2 separate regions of the Homo sapiens genome follow, and region 1 is linked to region 2. The links are chromatin contacts, found by Hi-C or POLR2A ChIA-PET in ENCODE. All regions are on one chromosome and are shown on one strand. The core of a region is the stretch at or near the end of the contact, and the rest is flanking DNA. Distances in the headings are between cores, read along the strand shown.

Region 1 (3,742 bases), core at 637-3,136, 110 kb before region 2:
TCCGCGCGCCTCTGCCCCGGCCGAGCGCCCCGAGCCGCACCCCCGTGCCCGCCTCCCGCGCGCGTCCTCGTTCTCCGCCCTCCTCACTTGGAGGGCGCCCAGGGCGCAGGTGGGCGCGGGGTAGGGGAGCGAACCAGAGCCCCTCGGCCTGCGGGGCCGCAGCCTTTTACCCACGTTCCTGCTTCAGGACAGGCGCTGGGGGCCCAGCGCGCACGGGGAGCGGAGGGGCGGCGCGTCCGAGCTGAGCGGGAGTCGCCCGCAGGGTGCTGGGTGCTGAGCGTCGAACCCACCGGGCAGGGGCGGCCGCGGACCGAGGACGCTGGCTGGGTCTGAGGGCGGGAGGAGCTGGCGCTTTCTAAGAACCTCAAGGTGCCCAGCAGAGTGCGGTGGGCAGTGCGAGGCGACCAGGGCCAGGCTTGGACTGAGATTCTGGGCGCCTCGGAAGAGCTGTGCGGGCGAGGGTCGGAGACTTTGTGGGTGTTCATGCTCACCCTGGACGGTGGACCTGGGGGCTCGGGGGTGCAGGACGTTAGCAGAGAGAGGGAAGGAGAGGGTGCCAAGCCAGCCCTGAGAGATGGTGACGCTGAGACCGGGTGCACAGAGCAGCCGCCGAGCCGGGGCTTCACAGTTGGCGGCTGACCCCAGGGCCTGTGCTGGAGGCCCTGCTCCTGCTTCCTGCGGGGGTGCCCTGGGCCCTGCTGTGCCTGCTTCCTGACCTGCAGTGTGGGGAGAACCTTCTTGAGGGGCTTCCAAGGACCCACTTCAAGGAGGGGCTGGTACCAGGCTCTGTGGGGGAAGGGGTGCTGTCTTTGGGACCCTGAGCCCAAGGCCCACCATCACCCAAGGCTGAGTACCGGGACAAAGGAAGGTCCTAGCAGGGCTGGGACTCAGTCAGACAAGTACCTGTAGAAAGCCTGCTGCTGAGAGGGTGCTCAGCCAGGGCCGGGAGGCTGGATGGCAGCCCTCCACAATGAAGCCCTGCCCCCATGTGGCTGAGGGCAGGGCCAGGGTCCAAAGGAGACCCTTGTCTGATTCTGTGGGCAATACCAGCCACCGGTCACTGGGTCCCCAGTCCCAGGTCAACCTGGGGAGTGTCAGTTTGGTGACAACAGGAGATGCCATCTGCCCCTCATCTGCTCTGAGCCAGGAGCCTCGGCCACCTGTGTTTGCTCCTTATTTGGAAAAGGGGGCGCTGCCCTCCCACCCCAGCCTGAAGGGAAGGTCCACAAGATGCCATAGTCCCTTGTAACTGCTCACCCATCGGGGGAGCTATGTCTGGGAGAGGGACGGGGAGAGGGCGGAAGAGTTCTGCTGGAGCCCCATTGTTGACCGGGAGTTTCTGAAGGCCCTGTTCCCCGGGGTCAGAGGTCAAAGACACATGGGGGAGCAAACCGGCCCCTTGGCTCCTGAGTGTGAGCTCTAGTAGCGTCTGGAAGGCATGCCGCGCGGTCCCCGGTCCTCCTTGTATGTGTGCAGGGTGGCCCTGGCGGGGGTCTCCTGGCTGGAGGACCCCCCATGCATTACCCCTGGAACCTGCCCCTTTGAGCACCCCCCACCCCACAACACACACGCACACACACAAACGCACGCACACGCACATACTGCACACACATTGCACACACGCAGACACACTGCACACACACACACACACACACACACACACACACACACACACACGCTGCACAGAGGAAAGTGCCGTGCCTGGGTGGGTTGGGGCGGGCTCCAGAGGAAGGAGCCGCTTGACTCAGAGCTACAGGAAGAGCCGGGGCAGGCGGGGTGAGAACCACCAACTGCCCGTCCTCCCGCCCGCCTAGGGAAGGGGTGGGTGCCTGGGTGGGGTTTAGGGTTAGGAGAGGATGTGACTGCAAGGCCAGGAAGCTACAGGGAAAGTTCTGATCAAAATACACAAAGACACAAGCCAGGTCCCCACCGCGCTTGGCGATGCATCCATAGCAGCCTTGGTGCTGTGGACACTCCCTGGGGCCCAGCGAAGGGGAGAGTTTGCTCCCAAAGGCGCACCAATGACCAACATTTGCCCCCCGGAGGAAAGAACTGGAACCAGGTGACTGCCTTCCCCGCTGCTCTGAGTGAGCCTGTGTCAGGGCCTGGCTGAGAGGAGGCCCACGGCGCCCAAGACCCATATGCATGTGTGTGCATGTGTGTGTGAGACAGAGCGAGGGGCAGCAGGAGGCTGTGTCGCATCAGCGGCCAAGGGTGGGTGTCAGGTGCAGTGTGTGTGCTGTGGGGTGCCTGTGGTCCTAGGCTCTGTGACAAGCGTTGCAATGGGTGTTGTATATACTCAACAGTTGTGTGAGGGGTCTGCAGCCTAAGCTGTGTGCAGTGGTAATGGGAGGTGTGTGTGGTAGGAAGTGTGCTGTGTAGGAGGTGCAAGTGTGCACACGGGCTGAGACTGAAGCTCTGTGCAGGTGCACATGGGCCAGAGGGCTGTGTGTATGTGATGTGTGCAGGGGAGGAGGGGCAGAGGAGAGGGTGCAGGGGAAGTTAGGGAGGGGAGGGGGTACAAGGAAAGGTGTGCAGGGGAGAGGGTGCAGGGAAAGGTGGGGAGGGGAGAGGGTGCAGGGGAAGGTAGGCAGAGGAGAGGGTGCAGGGGAGAGGGTGCAGGGGAAGGTGTGCAGGGAAAGGTGGGGAGGGGAGAGGGTGCAGGGGAAGGTAGGCAGAGGAGAGGGTGCAGGGGAAGGTGTGCAGGGGAGAGGGTGCAGGGAAAGGTGGGGAGGGGAGAGGGTGCAGGGGAAGGTAGGCAGAGGAGAGGGTGCAGGGGAAGGTGTGCAGGGAAAGGTGGGGAGGGAGAGGGTGCAGGGGAAGGTAGGCAGAGGAGAGAGTGCAGGGGAAGGTGTGCAGGGGAGAGGGTGCAGGGAAAGGTGGGGAGGGGAGAGGGTGCAGGGGAAGGTAGGCAGACGAGAGTACAGGGAAAGGTAGGGAGGAGAGAAGGTGCAGGAGGAGGCAGGCAGAAGAGAGGGTGCAGGGGAAGGTGGGGAGGGGAGAGGGTGCAGGGGGAGGCAGGCAGAGGAGAGGGTTCAGGGGAGAGGGTGCAGGGGAAGGTGGGCAGGGGAAGGTGGGGAGTGGAGAGCGTGCAGGGGGAGGCAGGCAGAGGAGAGGGTGCAGGGGAAGGTGCGTAGGGGAGAGGGAGCAGGGGAGAGGGTGCGGGAAGAGGGTGCAGGGGAGGGTTTGCAGGGAGAGGGTGCAGGGGAGAGGGTGCAAGGAGAGGCAGGCAGCGGAGAGGGTGCAGAGGAGGGTTTGCAGGGGAGGGCACCTGCTTTCTTGCTGTGCTCGTATCCTGGCAGTCTGCCCTTGACTTCCAGAAGGCTCTGAGGCTGCTTTTGGAGGGAGGACTTTGAGGTCTGAGCTTGGGGCGGTCACGGAAGCACTGCAGGAGATGCCAGGGGTTCTGCTGGGCTGGCGGTGTGACCTCCCGGGCTTGCTGTGAGGGGTTGGTTTCCTGGGAAGTGTGTGCTTTAAGGACCCTCAGTGGGTGGTTCCCCTGGGTCAAGGACTTTCCTTGGAGTGTCCTCCACCGCAAAGGACTTCTTCAAGGACCCCCTGGCCATCCCCCATGGGTGTGTGCCTCATGCTGTATCGGTTCCCGAGGAAACTGCCAAACAGTCAAACCTGGGGCCTCTGGCTGTGCTTCACCCATGGAGAGGGAATAGGTGGCAGGCTAAGAGGACTGTCCCTGCCACTGCCTCTGGGGCCTTAGCGGGGAGGAATCCTGAGGGAGCTGGGG
Region 2 (2,500 bases), core at 1-2,500:
GAGGCATAGGCCTGGGCCCCGGTCACGTCGCCAACCATCTTCCTGTCCCTAGACTGGGGGAGAGGAGATGGTGAGGGGACCAGGATCCCCCAGCTGAGAGCCGCGTGCTATGGCTCCAGCTCCTCACTGTCTCCTCCCTGCCCTGAGATCAGGGACCACCTCCTCCCCTTCCTCACCCGGCTCAGACTCTCCAGGAGCCTCGGGGCTCATCCTCCTTCTGCCTTGGCCCCAGCACAGGCTGTTCTCCCCACCATGGGGTGAAGTCACCTGTGAGTTCCCTTCTCACTTTCTGGGAGAGCCTGGGTGCCAGTCTGGAAGGTGAAGGTGTAATTTCTTACTGGGCTATAGGGAGAACTGCTCTGGGCTAGTGGATAGCCGGGGACAGACTCTGAGCCAGCCAGCCAGCCTCCTGGAGCCTCCTCCTAGACCTGCACTGGGCAGATTCCCCAAGCCACACACACACACAGATCACACAGACAAAGCCACTGACGTGGGCACACACAGGACAGACGTGCACACAAACTCACAGTCACAGGGACACACAAGTCCCCACCCCAGGCAGCATGTGGGCAGGTGGAGCCCCAGGCTCACCGGCACCCCCTGGATTTCCGCCAGGGCCATACGCACCTTCACGGAGTACGCGAATGCTATGAAGCCCAGGCAGCAGGTGTTCATGAAGAGGGTGTTGAACAGGGACCAGACCACATGGTCAGGCACGGAGGTCTCGCTGCGGATGTGGATCACGGTGGACATCGGGGGAGCAGGGTTGTGGGGCACCCCCAGCATAGCCACTTCCTGCTCCTCCTTGAGCATCTCGTAGTTGGGAGGCTGGCCGCTGTTGACAGGAGAGAAGGTTTGCACAATGTGGTTCATGGTGACCAGCGGTGATCGGGTTACCGGGATGGTTCTCAGTGAGCCCTCCCTTTCCCCAGTAGTTCCGTTTTCTCAACAGTTTCCTCTTCCTGGCATTTGTCAAATGCAGAGCTGGCCAGGGCCAGATAAGGGCAGAACAAATTCCTGAGGATCAAATTACTTTAGGAGAGGGAGGAAAGAGGGGCTGAGGGCTAAGAGGGGCTTCCTCTCTAGAGCCCAAAGGAGCACAAGTCTCATCTTGTTAGTGGTGTGGGGTCCTGGAGACTTCCCCTGTGTTGGGAGTCTCCACACCCCAGGCCAGCAGCTGCAGGACCTCACTGTCCCGGTTCAGGGCTCCTGCCAGGCCTGCGCTGACGCCTCCACACTCCAGGCCCCACAACCGTTTCCCCAAAGCCCTCACCTCTGCCGGGCGCCGTGGCTCACGCCTGTAATCCCAGCACTTTGGGAGGCTGAGGTGGGAGGATCATGAGGTCAGGAGATCGAGACCATCCTGGCTAACACGGTGAAACCCCGTCTCTACTAAATATACAAAAAAAAATTAGCCGGGTGTGATGGCGGGCACCTGTAGTCCCAGCTACTTGGGAGGCTGAGGTAGGAGAATGGCGTGAACCGGGGAGGCGGAGCTTGCAGTGAGCCAAGGTTGTGCCACTGCACTCCAGCCTGGGCAACAGAGCCAGACTCCGTCTCAAAAAAAAAAAAAAGCCCTCATCTCACTTGTCACAGGCCTCATCTGCTGACATCCCTTGTCCTTTGCTGGGGTTGCAGTCCTGCTCCATGCGGGTTTGGGGGTTAAAGGTCCCCGTGTCTCCTGGTGCAGGTCAGAGGGTTGGCGGCCAATGTTGCCTGCCCCAAAGGAGCCCTCCAGGCCCAGGAAAGGGGACTCTGGGAGCACTGACAGAAGAGGGGGCTGTGGGATGCCAATAGCAGAGACCTGGACGGTGGAGTTAGAAGCCATGGCCCTTTCCCCTGGAGGCCCACCTGGGTGACGGCTCCCAGACCCGCTCCACACAGCCCAGCAGCACCCACGCTGCCCAGAGCTCTGGCTGGCTGGTCCCTGGGGCACCCTCCAGATTTCCAGGTTCTGATCATCTCTGCCTCTTCCCTGGGTCCTCACACGGGTGCCAGCTGCTTCCTGTAGTTGCCGCCTGTTTTTCCCATGAACCGGTGCTGCCTCTGAGCAGCTCCTGAGGTTACAGCCTCCCTGTGGAAACACCTTGTGTGGCCTCTGGGCTTCTTCCTGGACCTTCCTTGGCAGAGGCTATTGCAGCAAACAGAGCTGATGCTGTGCACTTGAGCTTGTCAGAGGGGACAGTGCGGGTCACAGGGGCAGGAACGTGGCCTGCAGGCCTATGTGCACCGCGACCTGCGCCCTGTTTAATTCCTGATGTGCTACATGGGCCCATTTTCCTGGGCTTATTCTCCCACCAGGCCAGACTCCGCAGAGGACATCGCTGAGGGTGGAATTTACAGAGATGGGCAGCTGCTCACCCTGCTGTAGCCTTTCACCTCAGCGGGTGGTCAGGTCCACGTCAGTATTCCAGAGTTTACATGACGGTAGCGTGCAGCCGTGTAACTGCAGAGTGATGTGTTTGAGTAACGATGACTTTGGCTCTATAAGATAAATTTT

What was found. Hi-C counts contacts between places; a loop is a spot of excess contacts on that map. ChIA-PET counts read pairs that join two places held with the same protein, here RNA polymerase II (POLR2A). Pooled maps may share reads with other maps.
Region 1: a map of heart left ventricle shows a loop between it and region 2 (3-fold over the local background). The contact joins the promoter of SIGIRR here to the promoter of IFITM2 in region 2. A Hi-C loop is called at or near these places in 7 of 168 maps with a recorded cell type or tissue (CD4-positive, alpha-beta memory T cell, CD8-positive, alpha-beta T cell, heart left ventricle and 2 more), 1 of 37 single-sample maps with no recorded cell type and 14 of 50 pooled maps. POLR2A ChIA-PET finds 5 or more read pairs at or near these places in 16 of 52 experiments (A549, AG04449, CD4-positive, alpha-beta T cell and 11 more).

The regions. Positions count from the first base shown.
Region 1 is chr11:413,143-416,884 of GRCh38, reverse strand. It overlaps SIGIRR (single Ig and TIR domain containing), which reads left to right and starts at 1,886. Exons shown (of 10, transcript NM_001135054.2): 1 at 1,886-2,062. RefSeq lists silencers at 24-143, 204-273 and an enhancer at 794-1,413.
Region 2 is chr11:306,566-309,065 of GRCh38, reverse strand. IFITM2 (interferon induced transmembrane protein 2) reads right to left here and starts at 1,250. Exons shown (of 2, transcript NM_006435.3): 1 at 628-1,250; 2 at 1-53. The coding sequence starts at 873. RefSeq lists enhancers at 1-69, 90-209, 590-1,009.